Linked DNA regions of Homo sapiens: region 1 is linked to region 2. A link is an interaction called in ENCODE POLR2A ChIA-PET data of the cell type or tissue named here. Cell type or tissue: CD4-positive, alpha-beta T cell. All regions are shown on one strand. Each heading gives the region's core, and the rest is flanking DNA. Links, peaks and the distances in the headings are about the cores only.

What was found. Peaks named below come from ENCODE experiments on the same cell type or tissue, not always from the same donor. Only the 100,000 strongest peaks of a DNase experiment are listed, where the experiment ranks them.
Region 1: POLR2A ChIA-PET joins it to region 2 with 15 read pairs; 7 of 35 experiments call an interaction of 5 or more read pairs at or near these places.

The regions. Positions count from the first base shown.
Region 1 is chr4:2,717,077-2,725,407 of GRCh38, reverse strand. The region is part of intron 20 of FAM193A (family with sequence similarity 193 member A); the gene reads right to left. Among named protein-coding and RNA genes, the nearest start is that of TNIP2, 35 kb to the left of the region's middle. In CD4-positive, alpha-beta T cell, for the core only: no CTCF peak of the experiment used is centred there; no DNase peak of the experiment used is centred there.
Region 2 is chr4:2,494,454-2,502,784 of GRCh38, reverse strand. It overlaps RNF4 (ring finger protein 4), which reads right to left. Exons shown (of 8, transcript NM_002938.5): 3 at 5,664-5,778; 4 at 2,047-2,126. Among named protein-coding and RNA genes, the nearest start is that of RNF4, 30 kb to the right of the region's middle. In CD4-positive, alpha-beta T cell, for the core only: no CTCF peak of the experiment used is centred there; a DNase peak (open chromatin) is centred at 4,664.

The sequences.
Region 1 (8,331 bases), core at 145-8,144, 220 kb before region 2:
TACGATCACAGCTCACTGCAACCTCGACCTCCTGGGCTCAAGCGACCCTCCCCAACCTGAGCTTCCCAGGTAGCTGGAACTACTACAGTAGTGTGCCACCATGCCCAGCTGATTTTACTTTTTGTAGAGATGACGTCTTGCTGTGTTGCCCAGGCAAGCACCATATATATGTGTGTGTATATACATACATATATATATAGTTTTTAATTTAATTAAAAAATAGAGACAGGGCCAGGTGTGGTGGCTCACGCCTGTAATCCCAGCACTTTGGGAGGCGGAGGTAGGTGGATTACCTGAGCTCAGGAGTTAGAGGCCAGCCTGGCCAACATGGTGAAACTCTGTCTCTACTAAAAACACAAAAAAATTAGCTGGGCATGGTGGTGGGTGCCTGTAATAGAGGCTACTCAGGAAGCTGAGGCAGGAGAATCACTTGAATCTGGAAGGCGGAGGTTGCAGTGAGCCGAGATTGCACCAATTGCACTCCAGTCTGGGTGACAAGAGCAAAACTCCATCTCAAAAAGTTAAAAAATTCATAATAAAAAAACCTTCTCAGTTGACTGAATTCCTCTCTTCCGTAACCCTTGATAACGATATGCACTTTCTCAGCCCGCTTTTCTGTTTGTTGACATGATTTCTGCCAATAATGTAAAGCTTCATTGACTGGAAAGCTTAAATTCTTTATCCTCTGTTTGGTTTTTGAGACAGGGTCTCACTCTATCTCCCAAGCTGGAGTGCAGCGGCACAATCGCAGCTCACACCTCAAACTCCTGGGCTCAAGTGATCCTCCACCTCAGCCTCCCAAAGAGCTGGGATTACAAGGTGTGAACGCTGTGCCTGGCTTATTTCAGATAAACAAAATATTAATAATTGCTTATTTCTTAAGTTTTCACTATAATTTAAGGTTACTAAAAGCTAAAATTCTGACTAACATGGTAACTCAAAGTAGAGATAAGCAGGAAAACAGTTCTACATATAAAATACATAAGAAAAAGTAAGATGTGTTTTGGTAAGGAAGGTTATAAGAAAAACATGAGGATGTGGTTTTGTCAAAGGAAAAAGTGATTTTGACTAGTTTAGAGGTTATTTAAAAGTGGTCTTAAGTTGAAAAACAGATGGAAAAGAAAATAAATGAATATAGAAAGTTGGGAAAAGGAAGTGAATGGGAAAATTCTAAGAGGTTATAAAAGATTTATGGAAATCCTGTGTGGTCAAAGCTGATTGAAATTAGATGGATCTGTTTAAAAGATTTTACTACAATTAATAGTAATACACTGATGCAACTGGTTTTCTCTTTTCAATAAGATTTCATGTAGTATTAATAAGAGATAATAAAATACTTTGTCAATTATCTTTTGAGTAAGCTGAAAAAAAAAAAAAAGACATTCTGTTGGCCTCATGCCATTTTCATTATGTCTTCTGACTGTTGAGAAAACTGAGTCTCAGGCAGCGGGTGGTGGAGCACGCCTGTGGTCCCAGCTACCCAGGAGGCTGAGGTGGAAAGATCACCTGGGCCTGGTGGTCAAGGCTGCAGTGAGCCGTGATTGCACCACTGCCTGGACAATGGAGTGAGACCCTGTCTCAAAAAAACAAAACAAAACAAACAAACAAAAAACCCAGAAACCCCAACCCTCCAAAACCAGAGTCTCCTATCAAAACATAAAGGTTTTTGCTTTTTGAAACCTTTGAATTATTAGTTTGGTTAAATGAATAACTTCTTTTGTGATGATCTTATTTTGATATCAAGTGTTTTAAACCTTTGATATCTGACATACTTCCTAAAATCAAATTTTAAATTCTAAATTAGTCTTTTTTACTTCAAACTTTTTTTTTTTTTGAGACGGAGTCTTGCTCTGTTGCCCAGGCTGGAGTGCAGTGGCACGATCTCAACTCACTGCAACCTCCGCCTCCTGGGTTCAAGCAAATCTCTGCCTCAGCCTCCCGAGCAGCTGGGATTACAGGCACCCACCACCACATCTTGCTAATTTTTGTATTTTCAGTAGAGAGGGGGTTTCAACATCTTTGGCCAGAATGGTCTTGAACTCCTGACCTCATGATCCACCCGCCTTGGCCTCCCAAAGTGGGATTACAGGCATGAGCCACCGTGCCTGGCCTAAAGGATACTGTTTTTTGGTTTGAGACAGAGTCTCGCTCTGTTGCCCAGGCTGGAGTGCAGTGGCGTGATGTTGGCTCACTGCAACTTCCGCCTCCTGGATTCACGCCATTCTCCTGCCTCAGCCTCCTGACTAGCTGGGACTACAGGCACCTGCCACCACACCCGGCTAATTTTTTTGTATTTTTAGTAGAGGTGGGGTTTCACCGTGTTAGCCAGGATGGTCTCGATCTCCTGACCTCGTGATCCTCCTGCCTTGGCCTCCCAAAGTGCTGGGATTACAGGTGCGAGCCACTGCGCCCGGCCTAAAGTATACTTTTGTAAGCAAAATTGAAACACTGGACCAGGTGTGGTGGCTCATTCCTGCAATCCCAGCACTCTGGAAGGTTTGAGAATCCTCTGAGCTCCAGAGTTCCAGACCAGCCTGGGCAATGTGGCAAAACCCTGTCTCTTACTTACTTACTTATTTGTCTCTAAACTTGAATGAAACCTGAAAATGGTTATTACTGTCACCCATCCATTAGGTTTAATTATGGTTGCTTAAACTGTGGCTTGTTTATTCAACCACAAACATTCGTGAATGCCCAACAGCGTTCTTGCCTTGCAGCCTCTATGAGACTGATCCCCTCACTCCCCTAAACTGGAAGGGCTGACTGTGTCATCTCCCAGAATCCAAATTCTCTTTCCCTGTCCCTAGCTGGTCAAGCCCTGAGTTTGTGATGTTACCTTCTGCCTCTGCTGTCCCCTCCTAACTCTGACAATCACTAATCCTGTTTCCATTAGTGCATGTGTGACCCTGTCCCCCAGCCCCTTCTGGACACAGCAGCTGGAATAGAATGCTCAAGAACATCAACCACATTCCTGCTCCAAGCCATTCAAGGAAGAAATCCAATCCAAACCACTGCACAGCTTCCACAGGTTCTTGCAGCATGGGCACAGAGCTCACGCTGCTCTCTAAGGTCCCAGGCCCAGTGTGACCTGGCTTTGTCCCTCCCCACACCACCTGCACCCGAGACACAGTGGCCTCTGCATCAGGCCTGTTTTGTCGACTGCAGACTACGTGAGACATGCACACGGTGTCTGACACACAGGACAGCCACATAACCAGCAGGGAGAATCCTGAGTCACAGCACCCCCAGGTCACAAAACCTGACACTGCTAACCGTGGCGCCGTGCTGTCCTCTCCCAAGAGGTAGTCACAGCCCTAGGGTTTGGAGTAATTAGTTCACCATAGTTCTTGGTAATTTCGTGACTTCTCTATGACATCCTAAATGTTAGTATGGTTGTGCTGTGTGGCCTCATATCGAGGGAACTGCACTGTATGTACATGGTCTTACAGCTTCTTATTTCACTCAATGTTATGTCTGTGAGAGTTCTCCATGAGGTGACAGTCTGTTCGTCTTCACTGCGGTATGAACACATGGCAGTGAACAGACAGATGCTGCTGCTTGCCTCACGTTTGCCCCGCCCCCGGGACATGCAGGAGAACCTCTAGTCGTGCACACAAGTGTGCAGCTGTTTGTGGGGTTGCACGGGAGGCACAACTTCAATTTTGCTAGAGTCTGCCAAACTCTTTTCCAAAGTAATTTAACAGTTATGCTCCCCGGAGCAGTGGTTAGGGACTCCCGTCGCTTCACACCTTCCTCCAGCAGGAGAGAGGGAGGGCTCGCTAGCTGCAAACCCATGAAGCAGCAGCACCTCCTCTGGTCTTGCCATGGGGCTCCTTGGTCAGGCTGAAGACCTCTTTGTAGTTTAGTGGTCAAAAGCTTGCTGTGTAATCCTAATGGTTTGCCTTTTGTTTTAATTTTTTTGGAGAAAGGATCTCTCTATTGCTTAGGCTGGAGTGAGGTGGCGTAAGCATAGCTCACTGAAGCTTCAAACTCCTGAGCTCAAGGGATACTCCTGTGTCAATTTCCTGAGTAGCTGGGACTACAGGCATGTACCACCATGCCTGGCTTTTTTTTTTTTTTTTTTTTTTTTTTTTTGAGACGGAGTCTTGCTCTGTTGCCCAGGCTGGAGTGCAGTGGTGCAATCTCGGCTCACTGCAAGCTCTGCCTCCCAGGTTCACGCCATTCTCCTGCCTCAGCCTCCCGAGTAGCTGGGACTACAGGTGCCCGCCACCACGCCTGGCTAATTTTTTGTATTTTTAGTAGAGACGGGGTTTCACCGTGTTAGCCAGGATGGTTTCGAGCTCCTGGCCTCGTGATCCACCTGCCTCGGCCTCCCAAAGTGCTGGGATTACAGGCATGAACCACCGCGCCCGGCCCACGCCTGGCTAATTTTTAATTTTCTTGTAGAGTTGTGGTCTATGTTGTCCAGGTTGGTCTCAAACTCCTGGCTTCAAGCAATCCTCTTGCCTCGGTCTCCTAGCACTGGGATTACAGGCATGAGCCACTATGCCCGGTCCTTGACAGCTTTTATGATACTAACCCTTCCTGTCTTTGGATAATGAATCTCTGTGATTTAGATCTTCTTTAATGTTTTCCAATAAAGTTTCAGTCTTTTGTATACAAGTCTTATGCAACTTTTGCCAGATTTATCTGTGGATAGTGAGAGATTTTGGTGCTATTATAAATGCTCTTTTGAGCTACATTTCCAATTATTTGTGGTGTGGGTATAGAGAAAAATAACTGTTTTTTTTTTTTTTTTTAGACAGAGTCTCACTGTTGCCCAAGCTGGAGCACAGTGGTGCATCTTGGCTCACTGTAGCCTTGGTCTCCTGGGTTTAAGGGATCCTGCCACTTCAGCCTCCTGAGTAGCTGGGACCACAGGTGCATGTCACCACACCTGGCTAATTATTTTATTTTTTGTAGAGACAGTATCTTGCTATGTTGCTCAGGCTGGTCTCAAACTCCTGGGCTCAAGTGATCCTTCCACCTCAGCCTCACAAAATGTTGAAATTACAGGTGTGAGCCACCGTGCTCTGTTTAAAAACAAAAAACAAAAGCAAATAACTTCTGTACTGATCCTACACAGTTAGCCCCTTGCTGTAAGTTCTTTTATATTTCCTATGTAGACAATTAGATCACCTGTAAAATTGATTTTTAGTTCCTCTTTTATACTCCTTTAGCCTAGGAATTACAATTTAAGGTTGAATATAAAATACTTTTTTTGGAAATCTACTGATCCATGATCTACTAAGCCATGATCATATGGCTCTTCTTTAATATATTAATGTAGCAACTAACATTAGTGGATTTTCTAGCTGGGTGCGGGGGCTCACACCTGTAATTCTGGCGCTTTGGGAGGCTGAGGTGGGCAGATCACTTGAGGCCAGGAGTTCGAGACCAGCCTGGGCAATGTGGCGAAACCCCGTCTCTACAAAAAGAAGAAAAAAAAAATTAGCCAGGCATGGTGCATGTGCCTGTAGTCCCGGCTACTTGGAGGGCTGAGGTGGGAGGACTGCTTGACCCTGGGGAGGTCAAGGCTGCAGTGAACAGTGATTGTGTCATGGCACTCAAGCCTAGGTGACAAGAGTGAGACCCTGTCAGAAGGAAGGAAGGGAGGGAGGGAGGGAGGGAGGGAGGAAGGAAGGAGGATTTTTTTTTTTTTTTTTTGAGAGTGTCTCTCTGTTGCCCAGGCTGGAGTACAATGGTGCAATCTTGGCTCACCACAACCTCCGCCTCCCAGGTTCAAGTGATTCTCCTGCCTTAGCCTCCCGAGTAGCTGGGATTACAGGCATGCGCTACGATGCCTGGCTAATTTTGTATTTTTAGTAGAGATGGGGTTTCTCCATGTTGGTCAGGCTGATCTCAAACTCCCAACCTCAGGTGATCCGCCCGCCTGGGCCTCCCAAAGTTCTGGGATTACAGGCGTGAGCCACCACGCTTGGCCAATAAAGTGGATTTTCTAATATGAAACACTATTTGCGTTCCTGGGATAAACCAATTTGCTCATGGTATACTGCTTTTTAAAATACACTGCTCGATTTGGTATATTGTTTCTTTTTTTTGAAAATTACACTGATGTAGGTATGAGAATATTTTTGAGACGGAGTCTTGCTCTAGTTGCCCAGATTGGAGTTCAATGGCGTGATCTCAACTCACCGCAACCTCTGCCTCCTGGGTTCAAGCAATTCTCCTGCCTCAGCCTCCTGGAGAATATTTTCTTTAGGATTTTTGAATCTAATATGAGTGAGATAAACCTGTGATTTTTCATTTTTTCTGGTATTGTTTTGGGCAGATTTTGGTATCAGAATTTTACTTGTCTCATAAAACAAAGTAGGGAGTATTCACTTGTGTGTGTGATGTCTCACTCATTTAAATTCACTGGTAGAGTTTGCTCAAGACTGGATAATCCATTCTTTCAAAGTCTGAAAGTTTGGTAGAATTCTCGGTAAAACTGTTAAAATGTAGTTTTCTCACTGAGACTTACAGCTATTGTTTTCATTTCTTTAGTAGTTACTGGACCATTCAGGCTATTTTTACCTCAGGTTGATTTTGCATTTCATAGTTTTAAAGTCAATTGTAATGAAGTTGTTCCCAGTGTTCTCTTATTTTAATCTCTCCAGTATCTGTAGTTATTTCCTCCTTTTCACTTATATATTTACACACTTAAAAAAAAAAATTTATTTTTGAGACAGGGCTCTCGTCACCCAGGTTGGAGGGTAGATGCACAATCTTGGCTCACTGCAACCTCCACCTCTCAGGCTCAACCCATCCTCCCACCTCAGCCTCCTGAGTAGCTGGGACTACAGGCGCATGCCACCATATCTGGCTTACTTTTTTTGTATTTTTTGTAGAGACAGGATTTCACCATGTTGCCCAGGCTGGTCTTGAACTGACCTCAAGTGATCCGCCTGTCTTGGCTTCCCGAAGTGCTGGGACTACAGGCATGAACCACAGCACCCGGACAAAACTTTTTTTTTTTTTAATTACTGACATTTTCAAACACACACAAAAACAGATAGTATAGCATAATGAACATAGCCATCACCTGACTTTGATAGTTATCAACATCTTAATTCTTCTTCCATCTAATTATGCTATTTTTTGTGTCTTTTTTTCTCTATTATTCTTAATCTGTCTCCTAAAGATTTATTTGGTGTTTTCAATCAATCATATTTTAGCTTTGTTGATCTTCTCTACCAAATCTTTGTTTTCTATTTCATTATCTCTCTTATCTCCTTCTTTATATATTCTTTGGTTTATTCTATTGTTCTTTTCCTAATTTCTCAAGTGAAATCTTTAACTCATTATGTTTCAGGATTTTTAAAAACTAATTTAGGCAATTATAGCCTTACATAAACAGCTCTAAAAAGTTAACGTTTTTCGATATCCCGCAGGTTTTCATATGCAATGTTTTAATTATCTTTTTAGTTCTGTGTATTTAAAAATTTTGACAGTCTGGGCGTGGTGGTTCACACCTGTAATCCCAGGACTTTGGGAGGCCAAGGGGGGGTGGATCACCTGAGGTCAGGAGTTCAAGATTAGCCTGGCCAACATGGTGAAACCTCGTCTCTACTAAAAATAAAAAAATTAGCTGGGCGTGGTGGCAGGCGCCTGTAATCCCAGCTACTCGGGGAATTTTTTTTTTTTTTTTTTCAGACAGGGTCTTGCTCTGTTGCCCAGGCTAGAGTGCAAGTGCCGTGATCATAGTTCACTGCAACCTCAAACTCCTAGGTTCAAGTGATCCTCTGGCCTCAGCCTCCTGAGTAGCTTGGACTACAAGTGCATGCCTGGCTTTTTTTTTTTTTTTTTCCTGAGACAAAGTCTCTCTCTGTTTCCCAGGCTGGAGTGCAATGGTGCTATGTCGGCTCACTGCAACCTGTGCCTCCCAGGTTCAAGCAATTCTCCTGCCTCAGCCTCCTGAGTAGCTGGGATTACAGGCTCTTGTCACCACGTCCAGGTAATTTTTGTATTTTTAGTAGAGACGGGGTTTCACCATGTTGGCCAGGCTCGTCTCGAACTCCTGACCTGATCAAGTGATCTGCCTGTCTTGGCCTCCCAAAGTGTTGGGATTACAGGTGTGAGCCACCAGGCGCAGCCTCTAGTCCAGTTTTGTTGTTTTTATTATAATACAAATGCACGCTTAATCACACCTGTAATCTCAGCACTTTGGGAGGCTGAGGTGAGTGCATCACTTAAAGTCAAGAGTTTGAGACCTGCCTGGCCAACATAGCAAAACCCTGTTTCCACCAAAAATACAAAAATTAGCCAGGCGTGGTGGCAGGCCCCTGTAATCCTAGTTAGTCAGGAGGCTGAGGCAGGAGAATCGCTTGA
Region 2 (8,331 bases), core at 197-8,196:
GCAACCTCCGCCTCCTGGGTTCAAGTAATTCTCCTGCCTTAGCCTCCCGAGTAGCTGGGATTACAGGTATGCATCATCACACCTGGCTAATTTTTGTATTTTTTTTTTTTTTTGAGATGGAGTCTCACTCTGTTGCCCGGGCTGGAGTGCAGTGACGTGATCTCGGCTCACTGCAACCTCTGATTCCTGGGTTCAAGCGATTCTCCTGCCTTAGCCTCCTGAATAGCTGGGACTACAGGCGTCCGCATAATTTTTGTATTTTTAGTAGAGACAGGGTTTCACCATGTTGGCCAGGCTGATGTCAAACTCCTGACCTTGTGGTCCGCCCACCTCGGCCTCCCAAAGTGCTGAGATTACAGGCGTGAGCCACCGCGCCCAGCCTGAGACCCTGTTTCTAAAGCAAAAGAAAACACAAGTGTGAAAGGGGAAATGATGTTGGTTTGTCAGCCAACAAAAGCCAATCAATCATTGTCTTCCTGCAGTCAAAATCCTAGCTCTCTCCTCAGGGTCTGGCAGAGAGAAGGCCAAGAAGACTGTGGTGAACACTGAGTATTCAAGAAAAACAAAAAACAAAAAACAAAAAAACTTCTGCAGACACCACTTTCCAGCTTTAATGAGCAACTGGTGAAACCAAGGTGTCAGCTGGGAAAAAGAAAGAGGGGAAAAATCAGTGACTGTGCTGTAGCTGCCAGCTAATATACCAAATTAGTTATCTTTCCAGAACTCCATGCAGGACACAGGGATGATAAGCAAAGTCATATGTGTGTATGTACCTCAGAAAACACGTTAATGAGACCTAAGCAGGGACCACGTACAACTAAACCCACTGCTGCTTATCTCAGATGGTTTTCCATCCCTGTCCTTTTCTTTGCATTGAAGTCTTGAAACTTCTCAGTATAACCCTATTCTGAAGTTCTCAGCACAACTAAGAAGCAACACCTATGGGGTGTCCCTATTCAGATACCCAGGCATCAGCCAAACAGGATAACCCCAACACCAGTGAGCCCAGGGCCAAGGCGAAGACTCAGCTACTAGCAGCCCCCACACCCCACAGTCCTCCTCAGCAGCACTTACCACCCCACTGCCAATGCTGCCAAGTGTGCCCCCACCCCGACCTGTGTTCCGAGCACACTGTCAGAAAACACTCAAGTGGCATCTTCCAGAGGCAAACTTGCCCTTAAGATGCTGACCAGATTCCCAGACCTGCATGCACCATGAAACAGGTCTATCAGAAATAGCTTCTCCGTGTGTCCTCTGACCAGACAAGGCCTCCCTCCTGGCAGGCAGGACACGTATACACACGTCCCCTGCAGTCTGTAACCGGTGCCATGAGACAGGGACACAGGCAGCCTCCTGGGCTCCAGCCTCCCTGGCATCAGGACGCAGCAGGCATCAGGTGGCAATGCAGGGAGCCTGCATCCCCTGAGGCCATGCTAAGTAGCAGGCACTTTTGGAACTTGAGAGATTTCCCATGGGCAGTGCTGAGCCAACGTTCCCTTTCCTTTCAGTTGGGAGGGCATACACTCACAGTGACTGGGCACCATTCTAGGTGTCAGGCACTCAAACACGGCATCTGTTGTAAGATGTCTTACACCATGCCCTGCTGACATGAGTGACCTGTCCCCATTTCATGGAAAGTGAATGAGGCTAAGTCACATGCCCAAGGTCACACAGCTGGTGTAAACTGTGGAATCAGGGACTGAAGACAGATGTGGGGGTCTTGAGATTCTCCCCAAACCACTTTTGTGCCCAGGTGTGGCAAGGTCAGGTTACACAGACCTACTCCATAGGCGACAAGGCTATAACAAATGATTTTCCAGAAACATTTTTCATTTTGGGCTCTCGTCACTGAATGCATGAACTTCTTTGTTATTATTATTGTTACTGTTTATTTTCTTTCTAAAAGCTCAATTCCACAAGATGCATGAACTTCTTTAGCATAAGCTGTAACCTTGACTTGGAGTCTGTGACCAAGGCTGTCAGATGCTGGCACTGGCCAGGGACCCATACCCAAGAAACAGCCGACTCTCACACTCCAACACTTACCACAACAGAGTCATTGTGAGTCAGATCAACCACCACAGGCTCTAAAGATTCACAAGTGAGGTCCACAATTTCATCTCCAGCTTCAAAAGAAAGTATTTCAACAAGCATTAAGATTAAGAGGAAAGTAAGGTTGTATCCCTCTACACTTTAGTATGACTGCTAATGTTATAGGCTTACCCCAAACTAAAACAATCCTGAAGTATACACTGCAAAGAGCACCAGGACCAACACCTCCCTCAGGAGGGAAAGCCAGTAACCACCCTTCCAGAATTCTGCTCTGAGTGGGGAGGTATGGTTTTTACAAATGTACCTGGGGGGTTATGTATGTGTGCGCATGTGCATACCTCTATTCCACGGCATCCCACTTCCACACGGCTATGCCTCTGTGCCCCATCTGGGAGAACGCACCATGCATGCCCAGCCCCAGGCCTTTCTCTTTGGGATGGACTAGCCTGAAACCTCTGCTCCTCCCAGCAGGTGAAGCTGACCACTCTCACTTGGCCCAAGGACCAAAAGTCAGGCTTAGCTTAGTAACTTCATCGGTTAATCTAGGGCAAATTCTTTTTTTTTTTTTTTTTTTTTGAGACAGAGTCTCGCTCTGTCGCCAAGGCTGGAGTGCAGTGGTGCGATCTTGGCTCACTGCAACCTCCGCCTCCTGGGTTCAAGCAATTCTCTGTCTCAGCCTCCCGAGTAGTTGGGATTACAGGCGCCTGGCAGCATGCCTGGCTAATTTTGTTTGTATTTTTAGTAGAGATGGGGTTTCACCATCTTGGCCAGGCTGGTCTTGAACTCCTGACCTTGTGATCCACCCACTTCAGTCTTCCAAAGTGTTGGGATTACAGGCGTGAGCCACCGTGCCCGGCCAAGGACAAACTTTTAATTTCCATTTATCTCTCAAGTTTGTCTCCCTAGTTGGATGGAGAATAACAGTGATATATACTGATAGCTAGAACCTCAACATACAAAATGGGTTGCATCTGTTGTGAAGCTTGCCTTTCAGCCCTTAGGGTATACTGTGATGTCTACATGTGCACAGGATAAAGGTGAGAAGGACATGGACCAAACAGTTAACGTACAACTTCCATTTATATAAAGTAAAAAATGACGCACAACCATTTTTATTTCTGATTACTATTAATATTAATATTAAAAAGCACGGAATGGGCCAGGCACAGTGGTTCACACCTGTAATCCCAGCACTTTGGGAGGCTGAGGTGGGCGGATCACCTGAGGTTGAGAGTTCGAGACCAGCCTGACCAACATGGAGAAACTCCGTTTCTACTAAAAATACAAAATTAGCGAGGTGTGGTGGCACATGCCTGTAATCCCAGCTACTCGGGAGGCTGAGGCAGGAGAATTGCTTGAACCCCGGGATGCAAAGATCACGCCACTGCACCCCAGCCTGGGCAACAAGAGCAAAACTCCATCTCAAAAACAAACAAACAACAACAACAACAAAACACTAAATGAAGTTTTTTAAGAAACAGTATTGGTCTAATATTTGGGGAAAGTGTCTTGTAATGCATTTAACTTTTTTTTTTTGAGACAGAGTCTCGCTCTGTCGTCCAGGCAGGAGTGCAGTGGCACGATCTCGGCTCACTGCAACCTCTGCCTCCCAGGTGCAAGTGATTCTCCTGCATCAACCTCCCAAGTAGCTGGGATTACAGGCGCCCGCCACCACGCCCGTCTAATTTTTGCATTTTTAGTAGAGATGGGGTTTCGCCATGTTGGCCAGGCTGGTCTTGAACTCCTGACCTCAGGTGATCTGCACGCCTCGGCCTCCCAAAGTGCTGGGATTATAGGAGCCAGCCATGGCGCCCAACCCAACGTAACTTCTTTTATTTATTTTTTAGGTGGGGTCTTGCTGTTGCCCAGGCTAGAGTGCAGTGGCACGATCACGGCTCACTGCAGCCTCAATGTTCCAGGCTCAAGTGATCCTCCTACCTCAGCCTCCCACACTTGGCTAATTTTTTTATTTATAGAGACAGGGTCTCACTATGTTGTCCAGGCTGGTCTGGTACTCCTGGGCTCAAGCAATCTGGCTGGCCTGTTTTATTTTCTTGTATCATAAAGTTTCACAAGAATAAAAACCGTGATAATCTTACATATACAATATAATTTATATAAAATTATTGCATTCTTTATTAAAAAGAAGGGCTGTCCAACAGTCCATATACTGATATACAACAATTTATTGAACCATTCTCTTTCTGGTGAACACAATTCTGGGCTCTTACAAAAACAGTGCTCTAGGCCAGGCGGGTGGCTCAGGCCTGTAATCCCAGCACTTTGGGAGGCCAAGGCAGGTGGATAATCTGAGGTCAGGAGTTCGAGATCAGCCTGACTGACATGGTGAAACCCCGTCTCTACTAAAAATACAAAAAAAATTTAGCCGGGTGTGGTGGTGGGCGCCTATGATCCCAGCTACTTGGGAAGCTGAGGCAGGAGACTTGCTTAAACCTGGGAGGCAGAGGTTGCAGTGAGCCGAGATCACGCGATTGCACTCCAACCTGGCTGACAGAACGAAACTCTGCCTCAAACAGAAACAAAAACAAAACAGTGCTCTAATGGGCAGCCCTAAGTACACACAGGGGTAAGACTGCCTAGAGGATGACAAGTGCCATGACGGAAAGCAGTTCGTTCCTTTTTGGTCTAGAGCCAGGATCCTAGCCTCAAGTCAAGGCTTTCAAGAACTCATTTGTAGAAGTGAAACTCAGAGACCATATAGAGAACTTCATTTCTCCTGGGGGGCCCATGAAATTTATCTTGCACTAAGTTTCTTCTGTTTAAAACGCGAGTTTGCATGGCCGGGTGCAGTGGCTCACGCCTGTAATACCAGCACTTTGGGAGGCCGAGACGGGTGGATCACAAGGTCAGGAGATCGAGACCATCCTGGCTAACATGGTGAAACCCTGTCTCTATTAAAAATACAAAAAATTAGCCGGGTGTGGTGGCGGGTGCCTATAGTCCCAGCTACTTGGGAGGCTGAGGCAGGAGAATGGCGTGAACCCAGGATGTGGAGCTTGCAGTGAGCCGAGACTGCACCACTACACTCTAGCTTGGGCGACAGAGCAAGACTCTATCTCAAAAATAAATAAGTAAAAATAAAATGCCAGTTTGCAGGTATCCTAGTTATAAAAACAATATATGCAGAGCAAAGGGACTTAGGCCAGCCATCAACCACTTCTTGAGCAGGCAGAAGGGGAAATCCAATCTGGCCTCTGCCTATACCAAGCTCCAACACAGGGAGCTCTGTGGACAAGTTTGCCTTCTTGGGTGATTTCATGTCCTAATGAAAAACAGAAGAGGAAAGCGAAGTACTTTACAAGGTCCAGCAATTGGGGATGCAGTTTCAGATAGAAAAGGTGGGCTATCTCATTTGCGCTAGATTTTTTTTTAAATGGATCCTACCCCACTGCTGCACATTACCAGAGTTGAACAGTTAGCCCAGTTGAGAAGCTATTTCAGAATCTGTGAAGCTTTGAGTTGTACATGGTGAGTGTGAGACTGCATAGGCCTTCTAAAGACACTGAAAGCACCTTCTACTAGCTCACCCTGGTACAGTGTTCTCTCTCCACTTTAACACCCCACAGTTGTAGTGTCCCTGGCAATCTTACCAGTTTCCACGAGTTCTATGGGTTCTGCTTCCAAGGAGATCTCGGGGGTGGAGGTTGCTTCCCGAGTTCGCTTCTGAGCTTGTCTAGAATTTATTGCTCCACCACGACGCTTTCTCTGAGTAGCAAGGGGGAAAGAAGAGTCACATGAACACCAGAATGTCAGGGTTTCAGGAAGAACTAAATGGGCAATAGAAATGGTTCACTTCATTAAGAAGCCAGCGAGTAGACTTGAAGTTAGGGCTCCTTTCAAAACTTGAGATTCAAGAATACTGAATGCTTACGGAGAGAGAAACCATCCAAAACATAAAATGAGTAGAAATTCCAGAAAGTAAAACTTCTGTTTTATCAAACTATCAGCAGGTCGGCTGGGCATGGTGGCTCACACCTGTAATCCCAGCACTTTCGGAGGCTGAGGTGGGCGAATCATGAGGTGAGGAGTTCAAGGTCAGCCTGGCCAACATGGTGAAGCCTCATCACTACTGAAAATACAAAAGTTAGCTGGGCGTGGTGGCAGGCACCTGTAATCCCAGCTACTCCAGAGGCTGAGGCAGGAGAATCACTTGAACCTGGGAGGCAGAGGTTGCAGTGAGGCGAGATCGCGTCACTGTACTCTAGCCCGGGTGACAGTGTGAGACTCCATCTCAAAAAAACTATCAGCAGGTCAAAAGGGACACGATGCATCCCTTTACAAAAGCTTGAGGCCAAGTCAGGATTTGGACTTGGTAGTGGATGCCCTGGCCAAAAGGCTGGAAACTCTTCCCTTTAACCAAAAGTTATCAATTTCTCTTCCTTGACTTTGTGTTCAGCCTTTCTGAGCCCTTTTTGTTTCTTAGCATAAAGAACTTGGAGTTTTCTGAGTTTCTATACATTGTGGAAAGCTTATCTTCCCCTGGGAAATGTGGCCTTGAACCTTTCAGGGCACTATCAACTGTGATTCACACCAGACAATCACTCCCCACAAAGAACTCAAAGAACCAAAGCTGTTTTAAGCCTGTTCCCAGTGGCTACCCAAGAGCCATGTCTTCCGGAAAGTTCAGGCTCTCAGCTGGTTGATAAGCAACTGACACTCTGACCAGCCTTTCTTCCAAATCCTTAGGCTGCTGGTTTGCCAATATGCTCCAGCATTTCTGGTCTGCCTGGTCCCAAAAGACAAGCTGAGAATATCCTCCACCTTAATCAAGAGACAGAGCTGGCCAGGCGCAGTGGCTCAGGCCTGTAATCCCAGCACTTTGGGAGGCAGAGGCAGGCGGATCACCAGAGGTCAGGAGTTCAAGATCAGCCTGGGCAACACGGTGAAACCCGTCTCTACTAAAAATACAAAATTAGCTGGGCGTGGTGGCACATGCCTGTAATCCCAGCTACTCGGGAGGCTGAGGCAGGAGAATCACTTGAACCTGGGAGGTGGAGGATGCGGTGAGCCGAGATTGTGCCATTGCACTCCAGCCTGGGCAACAAGAGTAAATCTCCATCTCACCCCCCCCCAAAAAAAAAAGAGCTTCCCAACAGAGCCTGTCACCTTGTATTCCCACTGGTGTTTCCGTGCTCTTCTCCCTGTGCCCTGTCCTGCTATCCTTTGCACTGGACAACCTGGGACAAGTACTGCACTACTAAGTCTCAAGTTCCTCACCAGTACCAGCCTTGCAGAGCTGTTATAAGGTCTAAATGAGATCATGTATGTAAAGTACTGCGCAGAGACGGAAGATGCTACTACTATCCCAATTCCTTAGCCTTACTAGGGTCAATCTGTCCCAGGAAACTCTGAAAGGACCAGATATTGCAGGAGAGATTCATACAAGATCCAGGAACACCCACCATCCAGCCAAGCCCTCGCTAGGCAACAGGGATAAGCCTGATTCTGTGTTCCAATGCTACTCTTATCAAATGGCAGCTTGAGATGTTTTGGAAATGAAGCTGGGTCTAGTAACTTCCCACGGACTAAGGAGCACAGAACCAGCCCCAGGAGGGCCCAGAGGCCAAGCGACAGCAGCCAAAACTCCCAAGTGAGCAGCTGCTCTTGGCCTCAAGGGAGCTGACACTAACCTCAGTGGAGTTCTACTGCCCAGTGTTTTAAGGGTTTCCCCAGCAGCCACCAGGTTGCTTATGTAAAAAGTAAAGTAGAGGTTCCTCTTCAAAGACTTTCCTCCCCATCTAATTAGAAATAAATAGTAACTTCTCTTAAAAGCAAAATTTATTCAAAGACCTGTACTAACATTCTTAAATATCTGCTAGCCATAATAAAGAAATCAATGTACTTTATATTCTTAGCTCCCACAATTTAGCCTAAATATTTACCTTGGCATGCTTATATTAGTCCAAGCAAGCATTAGATCATAGCCTGTTCCTCTTCCTTATTTAAAGGTTATTTTTACCTTTTTCAGCATTCCACAAGTTACTTCCTCCTTCCTTTATTCTCCTCTGCCTTTGCCTCTTTTCAAAAGTTCTGGCCAGGTGTGGTGGCGCATGCCTGTAATCCCAGCACTTTGGGAGGCTGAGGCGGGCGGATCACAAGGTCAGAAGATCGAGACCATCCTGGCTAACACGTAGAAACCCCATCTCTACTAAAAAATACAAAAAAAATTAGCCAGGCGTGGTGGCGGGCACCTGTAGTCCCAGCTACTTGGGAGGCTGCGGCAGGAGAATGGTGTGAACCCGGGAGGTGGAGCTTGCA